2 separate regions of the Homo sapiens genome follow, and region 1 is linked to region 2. A link is an interaction called in ENCODE POLR2A ChIA-PET data of the cell type or tissue named here. Cell type or tissue: B cell. All regions are shown on one strand. Links, peaks and the distances in the headings refer to the core of each region. The heading gives the core; the rest is flanking DNA.

Evidence for each region. ChIA-PET counts read pairs that join two places held together with the same protein. Peaks named below come from ENCODE experiments on the same cell type or tissue, not always from the same donor. Only the 100,000 strongest peaks of a DNase experiment are listed, where the experiment ranks them.
Region 1: POLR2A ChIA-PET joins it to region 2 with 5 read pairs; 2 of 35 experiments call an interaction of 5 or more read pairs at or near these places.

What each region holds. Positions count from the first base shown.
Region 1 is chr19:14,437,178-14,442,537 of GRCh38, reverse strand. It overlaps PKN1 (protein kinase N1), which reads right to left. Exons shown (of 22, transcript NM_002741.5): 2 at 1,095-1,395. Among named protein-coding and RNA genes, the nearest start is that of PKN1, 6.6 kb to the right of the region's middle. RefSeq lists enhancers at 2,301-2,420, 2,521-2,580. In B cell, for the core only: no CTCF peak of the experiment used is centred there; a DNase peak (open chromatin) is centred at 2,317; H3K4me3 peaks cover 1,405 bases; H3K27ac peaks cover 959 bases.
Region 2 is chr19:14,088,176-14,093,535 of GRCh38, reverse strand. It overlaps SAMD1 (sterile alpha motif domain containing 1), which reads left to right and starts at 2,785. Exons shown (of 5, transcript NM_138352.3): 1 at 2,785-3,751; 2 at 4,174-4,468; 3 at 4,560-4,656; 4 at 4,754-4,865; 5 at 4,961-5,360. The coding sequence starts at 3,116. The coding sequence ends at 5,119. It overlaps PRKACA (protein kinase cAMP-activated catalytic subunit alpha), which reads left to right. Exons shown (of 10, transcript NM_002730.4): 10 at 299-1,848. The coding sequence ends at 424. RefSeq lists silencers at 2,050-2,379, 2,430-2,479, 2,620-2,839, 3,170-3,429, 3,730-3,779 and an enhancer at 4,424-4,933. In B cell, for the core only: CTCF peaks have their summits at 1,811, 2,035, 3,796 and 3,999 (motif pointing left); DNase peaks (open chromatin) are centred at 2,125, 2,385, 2,695, 3,585 and 4 weaker places; H3K4me3 peaks cover 2,673 bases; H3K27ac peaks cover 1,293 bases.

The sequences.
Region 1 (5,360 bases), core at 116-5,115, 350 kb before region 2:
GGTGGCTCACACCTGTAATCCCAGCATTCTGGGAGGCACATCACCTGAGGTGGGTGGATCAGTTGAGGTCAGGAGTTTGAGACCAGCCTGGCCAACATGGTGAAATCCCATCTCTACTAAAAATACAAACATTAGCCGGGCGTGGTGGTGCAAGCCTATAGTCCCAGCTACTCAGGAGGCTGAGGCAGGAGAATCACTTGAACCTGGGAGGTGGAGGTTGCAGTGAGCTGAGATTGCACCACTGCTCTCCAGCCTGGGTGATGGAGCAAGACTCCATCTCAAAAAGAAAAAAAATGTTAAAACCAATAAAAATGTTTTAAATTAAAAAACAGGCTGGGTGCAATGGCTCACGCCTGTATTCCCAGCATTTGGGAGGCCAAAGCAGGAGGATCACTTGAAGCCAGGAGTTCTAGCCAAGCCCTGGCGGCATACCAAGACCCTTTCTCTACAAAAAAAAAAAAAAAAAAAAAAATTAAATTAGCCAGGCATGGTGGTGTATGCCTTTAGTCCCAGCTACTTGGAAGGCTGAGGTGGGAGGATTGTTTGAGCCCAGGAAATTGAGGCTATAGTGAGCTTTGATCACACCACTGTACTCCAGCCTGGGTGACAAGGCAAGATCCTGTCTCCAAACAAAAACAAAAATAAACAGTCTTTGGTTATCATCCATGTAACTGTGGGAGTTTCTGGGTATTCGTGTGACAGTGTGCACATCCTTGAGTGTTGCCTGGGGTGTTGGCGTGGCTGTGTCTGGAGGTATTCGTGTGACAGTATGTGCACCCTTGGGTGTTGCCTGGGTGTTGGTGTGGCTGTTTTTTTAGGTGTTTGTGTGACTGCATGCACATCCTTGAATGTTGCCTGGGTGTTGGCGTGGCTGTGTCTAGAGGTATTCATGTGACAGCATGCACGGTCTTGAGTGTTACCGGGTGCTGGTGTGGCTGTATGCACCTCTCTGGGTGTTGGTGGCTACGGGGGTCATGGCATGCATCTCCCTGGGGGTCCGTGGAGATGGGTTAACCTGGCTCTGGAGACCATGGGTGAGCCAGTGAGCAGTGGAATCCCTGGAGTCCCGCATCCCCAGAGGCATCCCAGCTCACCGTGGGTGGCCGCCGGGTCGGGAAGCACCACGTGGGCGTGCAGCTCCTGCAGCTGCTGGTGCAGCAGGTCGAGGCGGCGCGAGGAGCCCCGCAGCAGCAGCTCTACGGGGCCCAGGCTGCGGCCCAGGTCAGTGGTGGCCCGCCGCAGGTTCTCAGCACCCTCCTTCAGCTTCAGCTCCTTGCGGATTTCCCGCCGCAGCCGCTCCCGCTCCAGCTCCAGCTGCTGCTGTACCCCGGGGGCCGCCAGGTCTGCCCCGGCCAGGCCCAGCTGCTCTAGCAGGGACCAGCTGCGAGGCTCACTCTGCGGAGGACAGAACAGGGTCAGTGGAGCTAGGAGAACTCCAGGTGCAGACCACATGCAGCCAGCCTGGCCCAGCCTCTGCCCTGGACTGGGGCTCCCAAGACAGGGCCTGCTCTACCTCCTCTGACTCCCAAAACTGGAAGGTGACGAGGCCTTGCCACTGCTTCCTGACCTCCCCAAACTGGGAGGTCTCAAGAGCAGGGCCTTGTCACCCCCACCACCACAGCGTCCCCCACATTAAGGGGGTCTCAAGAATAAGATCTGTCTCCCTTCTGCTGCCTCCCCCAAACTAGAGGGTCCCAAGGGAAGATTCCTTCTTTTCTCTGCTGCTCCCCGAAACTAAGAGGGCCCAAGGGCAGGCCCTGTCTTCTCTCTGCTGTACCCCTAAAACTACAGGGTCCTGAGGACAGGCCCCATCTTCCCTCACTTGTACCCTGAAACTATGGCATCCCGAGGGCAGGCCTCATCTTTCCTTGGCTACACCCCCAAAACTAGGGTATCCCAAGGGCAGGCCAAGTCTTCTCTCTGCTGTACCCCCAAACTATGGGGTCTTGAAGACCCTCATCTGCTCTTCTCCTATGTTCAACAACTGGGACCCTAAAGAACAGAGCCCGGTCTCCTTCCTTCTGTCTCTCCCCAATCTGGGAGCCCCGAAGGGCACTGGATACTCTCATCCTCCAGAGAGAGAACTCTGAGGCCAGTGCCCCATCTCCTCTCCTTGTTCCCAAACTGAGAAGTACCCGGGGAAGGACTACTGGCCTGTGCCACTTGGGGCCCCCTTCTGCCTGCCCCCACAGGGACCCTGGACCCCACCTCCAGCTCCTGCTCCGAGGGGTTATTGGCCTCCGCCATCCTGGGTCCGGGCTGAGGGCCCCGCCCTCTTCCTGAACCTCAGCCCCACCAGGGCCTCTCGGCTGCCACTTCCTCTTTCCTGTCAACTCCCAGCACCCCTCGCGCGGGGCCAACTCCAGGGCATCTAAGGGACCTCCTGTTCCTCTAGATGAAACCCAGGGACAGTCCTTGCTCCCTGTCCCTAGAGAATGTCCAAGGTGCAGGCAGTTTGTACATTCACACACTCATGGTGTATCCATGAGGGGACGCAGGCTCCGAGGGCTGACTTGAGTGTGCACTAACTTTCAAATACATATGTGGATATGCACAGAACACAGGCTCACAAATGTTTGCACGCTTTCTTTTTCTTTCCTTTTTTTTTTTTTTTTTTTTTTTTTGAGACAGAGTCTCCCTTTGTGTTGCCCAGGCTGGAGTGCACTGGTGTGATCTTGGCTCACTGCAACCTCCGCCTCCCAGGTTCAAGCAATTCTCTTGCCTCAGCCTCCCAAGTAGCTGGGATTACAGGCATGTGCCGCCACGCCCAGCTAATTTTTGTATTTTTAGTAGAGACAGGGTTTCACCATGTTGGCCAGGCTGGTCTCGAACTCCTGACCTCAGGTGATCCGCCCCCCTCAGCCTCCCAAAGTGCTGGGATTACTGGACGTGAGCTACCGCGCCTGGCCTGTGTTTGCACAGTTATGGCTGCAGGTGTGTGCCTGCAACACAGGCTCACATGTGTGCACACTCCCATGCCTGTGTGTGTGGATGAAACAAAGATCCACACACAGGTGCACACTTCTACACCTGCAGGTGTGTGCCTGGAAAATGGGCTCACAGTGTACCCATTCCCATGCCTACCACATATGCACTTATTTGCAAACACATACAAGTGCTTATGAGCTTCCCTCTAGAACCCATACAAGACACACTCCCACCTGCCCGAGAGGGCATGGCCCACATGCTCATGCGTGTGCACATGCTCACACACATATGCACGCTCCCCGAGGCCCCTGCAGCACATCCATGCTCCCACAGACCTCCAGCCCTGCGACTACCTGCATATGTCCCTCCAGACTCTCCCAGCCACCCCTTGTCCCCGGCTTCCCCTTCAGGGTCAGAACAGCCACTTCTTCAGAGGTGAGGCCCCTTTCCTGCAGACGGGCCCTCCCAACTTCCTGCTTCCTCTCAGTCCAGTCGCCAACTGTTATTGACCATAGCTGAGAGGCCCGGGGTCCCAGCCAGCCCAGTGGCACCTCCCTCAGGCCAACACAATTAGGGGACAGCACTGGGGGACTGGGATAAGAATTTCCAAAACCAGGCCGGGCACGGTGCCTCACGCCTATAATCCCAGCATTTTGGGAGGCCGAGGTGGGTGGATCACCTGAGGTCGGGAGGTCGAGACCAGCCTGACCAACATGGAGAAACCCCGTCTCTACTGAAAAAAAAAAAAAAATACAAAATTAGTCGGGTTTGGTGGTGCATGCCTATAATCCCAGCTACTTGGGAGGCTGAAGCAGAATCACTTGAACCCAGGAGGCAGAGGTCGAGGTGAGCCAAGATCGTGCCATTGCACGCCAGAGCGAAACTCCGTCTCAAAAAAAAAAAGAATTTCCAATTTCCAAAATCACGCCGGGCGTGGTGGCTCACATCTGTAATCCCAGCACTTTGGGAGGATGAGCGAGGCAGATCACGTGAGGTCAGGAGTTCAAGACCAGCCTGGCCAACATGATGAAACCCCGTCTCTACTAAAAATATGAAAATTAGCCAGGCATGGTGGCACGTGCTTGTAATCCCAGCTGCTTGGGAGGCTAAGCATGAGAATCGCTTGAACCCAGGAGGTGGAGATTGCAGTGAGTCGAGATCACACCACTGCACTCCAGCCTGGGCGACAGAGTGAGACTCTATCTCAAAAAAAAAAAAAAAAAAAAAGAATGCCCCAAATCAGCAGCCTACAAAACCACTTGCTAAGCACACAGTAACATTCAAGAACAACTTATGATGGCATTACTTCCTGATAAGCTCATCATAAGTTGCAAATATCATAAGTCAAAAATGCATTTAATATATCTTACCTACCAAACATCATAGCTCACCCTGGCCTACCTTAAATGTGCTCAGAACACTTACCCAAGCCTATAGTTGGGCAAAAACGTCTAACACAAAGCTATTTTACAGTAAAGTTGAATATCTCATGTAACTTTTTTTCTTTTTTTTGAGACAGGGTCTTACTCTGTTGCCCAGGCTGGAGTGCAGTGGTGTGATCATGGCTCCCTGCAGTGTCTACCTCCTGGGCTCAAACAGTCCTCCCAGCTCAGCCTCCCGAGCAGCTGGGACTACAGGCATACGCCACCACACCTGGCTAATTTTTGTATTTTTCATAGACATGGGGTCTCACTATGTTGCCCAGGCTGATCTCGAACTCTTGGCCTCAAGTAATCCTCCTGCCTCGGCCTCCAAAAGTGCTGGGATTACAGGTGTGAGTCACTGCCCCGTGGCCAGGGCCTTGATTTAAAACAAGAGCACCCAGATTCCAAATGCTGGCTAGGAAATGGCCCCCTGGGGTTATCTCCTTCAGCTGGGAGCATCCATTTCACAGACAAGGAATGTTATCCTTGGCTCGTGACTGATCTCAAGCGCAGCTGCCCCCAGGGAGGAATGCCACAGACCAAGTGTATCACTCCCACCATCTTCCCAACCCTCACTACAAATCTTGAGCAGCTGCCAAGAACTCCCCACTTCACAGGTGAGGAAACTGAGGCTCAAGGAAGTCACAGTAGTATGTTTTGTTCGTTGGTTTGAGACAGAGTCTTGCTCTTTCGCCTAGGCTGGAGTGCAGTGGTGCAATCTCGGCTCACTGCAATCTCCACCTTCCGGGTTCAAGCAATTCCCCTGCCTCAGCCTCCTGAGTAGTTGGGACTACAGGCACGTGCCACTGCGCCTAGCTAATGTTTTGTATTTTTAGTAGAGACGGGGTTTCACATGTTGGCCAGGCTGGTCTCAAACTCCTGACTTCAAGCAATCAGCCAGCCTCGGCCTCCCAAAGTTCTGGGATTACAAGTGTGAGGCACTGTGCCTGGCCAGTAACAGTTTTCCATTGAGGGGAGATTTTCTCCCCATACCCGGGGACATGCGGC
Region 2 (5,360 bases), core at 97-5,096:
GTTCAGGAGCAACCTAGAGTAGAGAGCTTAGAGCAGTGGGGTCTAGAAATGGGATTCTGGGGTCATTTGGCCATTCCATGACCTTGTGCAACAGATGCCTCTCTCTGGGAAGTAATTTCCCCTTTGATGAGTTGCTACATTAAGAGTTTCGGGCTGTTAAGAGGAATCCATAACCTAATGGTAAGCACAGGCCTGAGTCAGAGTAAATATCTCTTGAATGTTAGGCCATTCGCATTTATTGTTGTAATAATGATTATGTTGAATGCTGAGGTCTGGGTGATTCTTGATCCCTCTCCAGGTGGAAGCTCCCTTCATACCAAAGTTTAAAGGCCCTGGGGATACGAGTAACTTTGACGACTATGAGGAAGAAGAAATCCGGGTCTCCATCAATGAGAAGTGTGGCAAGGAGTTTTCTGAGTTTTAGGGGCATGCCTGTGCCCCCATGGGTTTTCTTTTTTCTTTTTTCTTTTTTTTGGTCGGGGGGGTGGGAGGGTTGGATTGAACAGCCAGAGGGCCCCAGAGTTCCTTGCATCTAATTTCACCCCCACCCCACCCTCCAGGGTTAGGGGGAGCAGGAAGCCCAGATAATCAGAGGGACAGAAACACCAGCTGCTCCCCCTCATCCCCTTCACCCTCCTGCCCCCTCTCCCACTTTTCCCTTCCTCTTTCCCCACAGCCCCCCAGCCCCTCAGCCCTCCCAGCCCACTTCTGCCTGTTTTAAACGAGTTTCTCAACTCCAGTCAGACCAGGTCTTGCTGGTGTATCCAGGGACAGGGTATGGAAAGAGGGGCTCACGCTTAACTCCAGCCCCCACCCACACCCCCATCCCACCCAACCACAGGCCCCACTTGCTAAGGGCAAATGAACGAAGCGCCAACCTTCCTTTCGGAGTAATCCTGCCTGGGAAGGAGAGATTTTTAGTGACATGTTCAGTGGGTTGCTTGCTAGAATTTTTTTAAAAAAACAACAATTTAAAATCTTATTTAAGTTCCACCAGTGCCTCCCTCCCTCCTTCCTCTACTCCCACCCCTCCCATGTCCCCCCATTCCTCAAATCCATTTTAAAGAGAAGCAGACTGACTTTGGAAAGGGAGGCGCTGGGGTTTGAACCTCCCCGCTGCTAATCTCCCCTGGGCCCCTCCCCGGGGAATCCTCTCTGCCAATCCTGCGAGGGTCTAGGCCCCTTTAGGAAGCCTCCGCTCTCTTTTTCCCCAACAGACCTGTCTTCACCCTTGGGCTTTGAAAGCCAGACAAAGCAGCTGCCCCTCTCCCTGCCAAAGAGGAGTCATCCCCCAAAAAGACAGAGGGGGAGCCCCAAGCCCAAGTCTTTCCTCCCAGCAGCGTTTCCCCCCAACTCCTTAATTTTATTCTCCGCTAGATTTTAACGTCCAGCCTTCCCTCAGCTGAGTGGGGAGGGCATCCCTGCAAAAGGGAACAGAAGAGGCCAAGTCCCCCCAAGCCACGGCCCGGGGTTCAAGGCTAGAGCTGCTGGGGAGGGGCTGCCTGTTTTACTCACCCACCAGCTTCCGCCTCCCCCATCCTGGGCGCCCCTCCTCCAGCTTAGCTGTCAGCTGTCCATCACCTCTCCCCCACTTTCTCATTTGTGCTTTTTTCTCTCGTAATAGAAAAGTGGGGAGCCGCTGGGGAGCCACCCCATTCATCCCCGTATTTCCCCCTCTCATAACTTCTCCCCATCCCAGGAGGAGTTCTCAGGCCTGGGGTGGGGCCCCGGGTGGGTGCGGGGGCGATTCAACCTGTGTGCTGCGAAGGACGAGACTTCCTCTTGAACAGTGTGCTGTTGTAAACATATTTGAAAACTATTACCAATAAAGTTTTGTTTAAAAAAAAAGTGTCGCTGGTGTTCTCGACTTCGATCACCCACCCACACACCCCCAGGGGGTTGGAAAGGGAATTTCGGACCCCAGCGTGCAGGCCGATCAGGTCCTGGCTTGAAGTCCTTGTAACCAGGGTTTAGCTGAAATTCCGGCACTCCTTCGGCCCCGCAGGAGAAACGAGCGTCAAACTGCCCTTTGACCCCAGATTCGGGGTCCCCAAATCTGCGGCGCGCCCCCTCGGCGTCCAGCCCGGGACCGAGAGGGCGCTCTAGGGAGGCGCTGGGGCTGGCGCGCCAGGAGGCCGAGCGGCGGCGGGGGCGGCCCTGGCAGGGGGAGTAGAAGGGGGAGAGGGTGCGCGCCCCCCTTCCCGCATCCTCAGCGCCGGGCCAGGCGCGCCTGAGGGACGCGGGGGCGGCGGCAGCAGGAGGGTCCCCGCAGCACCCTGCGAGCGCGGCAGCCCCGGCCCGCGGGCGGCGAGTTCCCGGTAAGTGCGGTCCCGAGAGCGGAGCGCGCTGGAGAGGCGTGGAGAGGGGGGCTGGGCGCCGGGGACGTCTGGGTCCCGCGCCCAATGGCTGGAGGGCGGCCGAGCGCCGCCCGCCCGCCCTGCCCGCCCCCTCTCCACTCCCCCCGGCACTCCCCTCCCCCTCCCCCGCCCGCCGCTTTCCCCCGCCCCCGCCCCGGGCCAACTCCGCGGCGCCTCCTTAAAAAGCGCGCGGGAGTTGTAAGGGGGGGCCGGAGCGAGCCGGAGTGAGCGAGAGCGCAGGGTAAAGGGGGCGGGCGGGGGGCCCGGGCTCCACCTTAAAAGCGGGCGCGTGGGGGTGGGAGGGAGGAAGGCGGGCGGCGGGGAGGAGGGAGGGAGGGAAGGAAGGGGGGCCGGAGTGTCCCGGGCGCAGGGCGCGCGTGCGGCGGCGGCGGCGGCGGGGAGGGGCCGGCCGCGCCGCGCTCCCCTCCTCCCCCTCGCATCCCCGGCCCCGCGCGCGCCCAGCAGAAGCGGGTCTGTGTGTGCGTGCGTGCGAGTGAGTGAGTGTGTGCATATTTTTTTCTCTCTTTTCTTTCTCTCTCACTGTTTTTTCCTCTCTCTCTCTCTCCCTCTCTCTCTCTTTTTTTTTTTTTTTTTTTTGCAAAGAAACAGCAGCGCCGCCGCCGCTCCGCCGAGGCGCTGCGCCCCCCGGGGGGGGAGGCGGAGGAGGCGGGCAGCGGCGGAGGGAGGGGAGCCGGGGAGGGGGGCGCCGCGCTGGGAGGGAGGCAGCGCGCACGGTGCAGCCGGGCCGGGCGGGAGGCATGGCGGGGCCCCCGGCCCTACCCCCGCCGGAGACGGCGGCGGCCGCCACCACGGCGGCCGCCGCCTCGTCGTCCGCCGCTTCCCCGCACTACCAAGAGTGGATCCTGGACACCATCGACTCGCTGCGCTCGCGCAAGGCGCGGCCGGACCTGGAGCGCATCTGCCGGATGGTGCGGCGGCGGCACGGCCCGGAGCCGGAGCGCACGCGCGCCGAGCTCGAGAAACTGATCCAGCAGCGCGCCGTGCTCCGGGTCAGCTACAAGGGGAGCATCTCGTACCGCAACGCGGCGCGCGTCCAGCCGCCCCGGCGCGGAGCCACCCCGCCGGCCCCGCCGGCGCCGCCACAGCAGCAGCAGCCGCCGCCGCCGCAGCCACAGCCGCCGCCGGAGGGGGGCGCGGTGCGGGCCGGCGGCGCGGCGCGGCCCGTGAGCCTGCGGGAAGTCGTGCGCTACCTCGGGGGCAGCGGCGGCGCCGGCGGTCGCCTAACCCGCGGCCGCGTGCAGGGGCTGCTGGAGGAGGAGGCGGCGGCTCGAGGCCGTCTGGAGCGCACCCGTCTCGGAGCGCTTGCGCTGCCCCGCGGGGACAGGCCCGGACGGGCGCCGCCGGCCGCCAGCGCCCGCCCGTCTCGCAGCAAGGTGAGCGCGCCGGGGAGCGGGGGCGCCGCGCGGTGGGCAGGTGCGGGCGAAGTTGGTGGCGGGGGCGCGAGTCCCGGGAGGAACTGGGTGGCGGGTGGCTGGGGCTTTGCGCGCGTTTCCTGCGGGCTCGGTGCGTGGTGACCTTGGCAAGTGATTGAATCTCCCGGAGCCTCAGTTTCCTCCGCTGTAAACGCGGTTTAATAACAGTAGCGACCCCTTGGGGTTGTTGAGCGAGTTTAGTAAGATTTGGTTGTCGAGGGCTTTAGTTAACACAGAGCCTGGCACGGAGTGAATGCGTAAAAGTTAGTCCGTATTGTTCTTAAAGGTGGAATCGGTTCCTCCTCCCCACCGCCCGGACGCCACAGTCAGGGTCTGGGATTAGAACAGCTACTAATTTTGCATGCTTCTCTCCTCGGCTCCAGAGAGGTGGAGAAGAGCGAGTACTTGAGAAAGAAGAGGAAGAAGATGATGATGAAGATGAAGATGAAGAAGATGATGTGTCAGAGGGCTCTGAAGTGCCCGAGAGTGACCGTCCTGCAGGTGCCCAGCACCACCAGCTTAACGGCGAGCGGGGACCTCAGAGTGCCAAGGAGAGGGTCAAGGAGTGGACCCCCTGCGGACCGCACCAGGGCCAGGATGAAGGGCGGGGGCCAGCCCCGGGCAGCGGCACCCGCCAGGTGTTCTCCATGGCAGCCATGAACAAGGAAGGGGGAACAGGTAAGGATCCCTCTGGGTGGGGAAGAGTGCTAGGTGGAGAGGAACTCAGCCCGAAGACAAAGCCAAAGACAGGTGTTTTTTTCCTTCCCAGCTTCTGTTGCCACCGGGCCAGACTCCCCGTCCCCCGTGCCTTTGCCCCCAGGCAAACCAGCCCTACCTGGGGCCGACGGGACCCCCTTTGGCTGTCCGTAAGTTGGGGTATTGGAGACATGGGGGTGCTGCTCAGGTGTGTGGTACAGCCAGAGAGACATCCGTGTTCACTGGTGTCTGTTTGTTTTGATGCAGTCCCGGGCGCAAAGAGAAGCCATCTGATCCCGTCGAGTGGACCGTGATGGATGTCGTCGAATATTTTACTGAGGCTGGATTCCCGGAGCAGGCGACAGCTTTCCAAGAGCAGGTGAGTTTCCAGCCCAGGACTACACACTGACAGACACAGAGGGCCTCCCTGGGATGTGCCCTGATCCCGGCTCTCTCTGTTCCTGTCCCACCCAGGAAATTGATGGCAAATCTTTGCTGCTCATGCAGCGCACAGATGTGCTCACCGGCCTGTCCATCCGCCTCGGGCCAGCCCTGAAAATCTACGAGCACCACATCAAGGTGCTTCAGCAAGGCCACTTTGAGGATGATGACCCCGATGGCTTCTTAGGCTGAGCGCCCAGCCTCACCCCTGCCCCAGCCCATTCCGGCCCCCATCTCACCCAAGATCCCCCAGAGTCCAGGAGCTGGACGGGGACACCCTCAGCCCTCATAACAGATTCCAAGGAGAGGGCACCCTCTTGTCCTTATCTTTGCCCCTTGTGTCTGTCTCACACACATCTGCTCCTCAGCACGTCGGTGTGGGGAGGGGATTGCTCCTTAAACCCCAGGTGGCTGACCCTCCCCACCCAGTCCA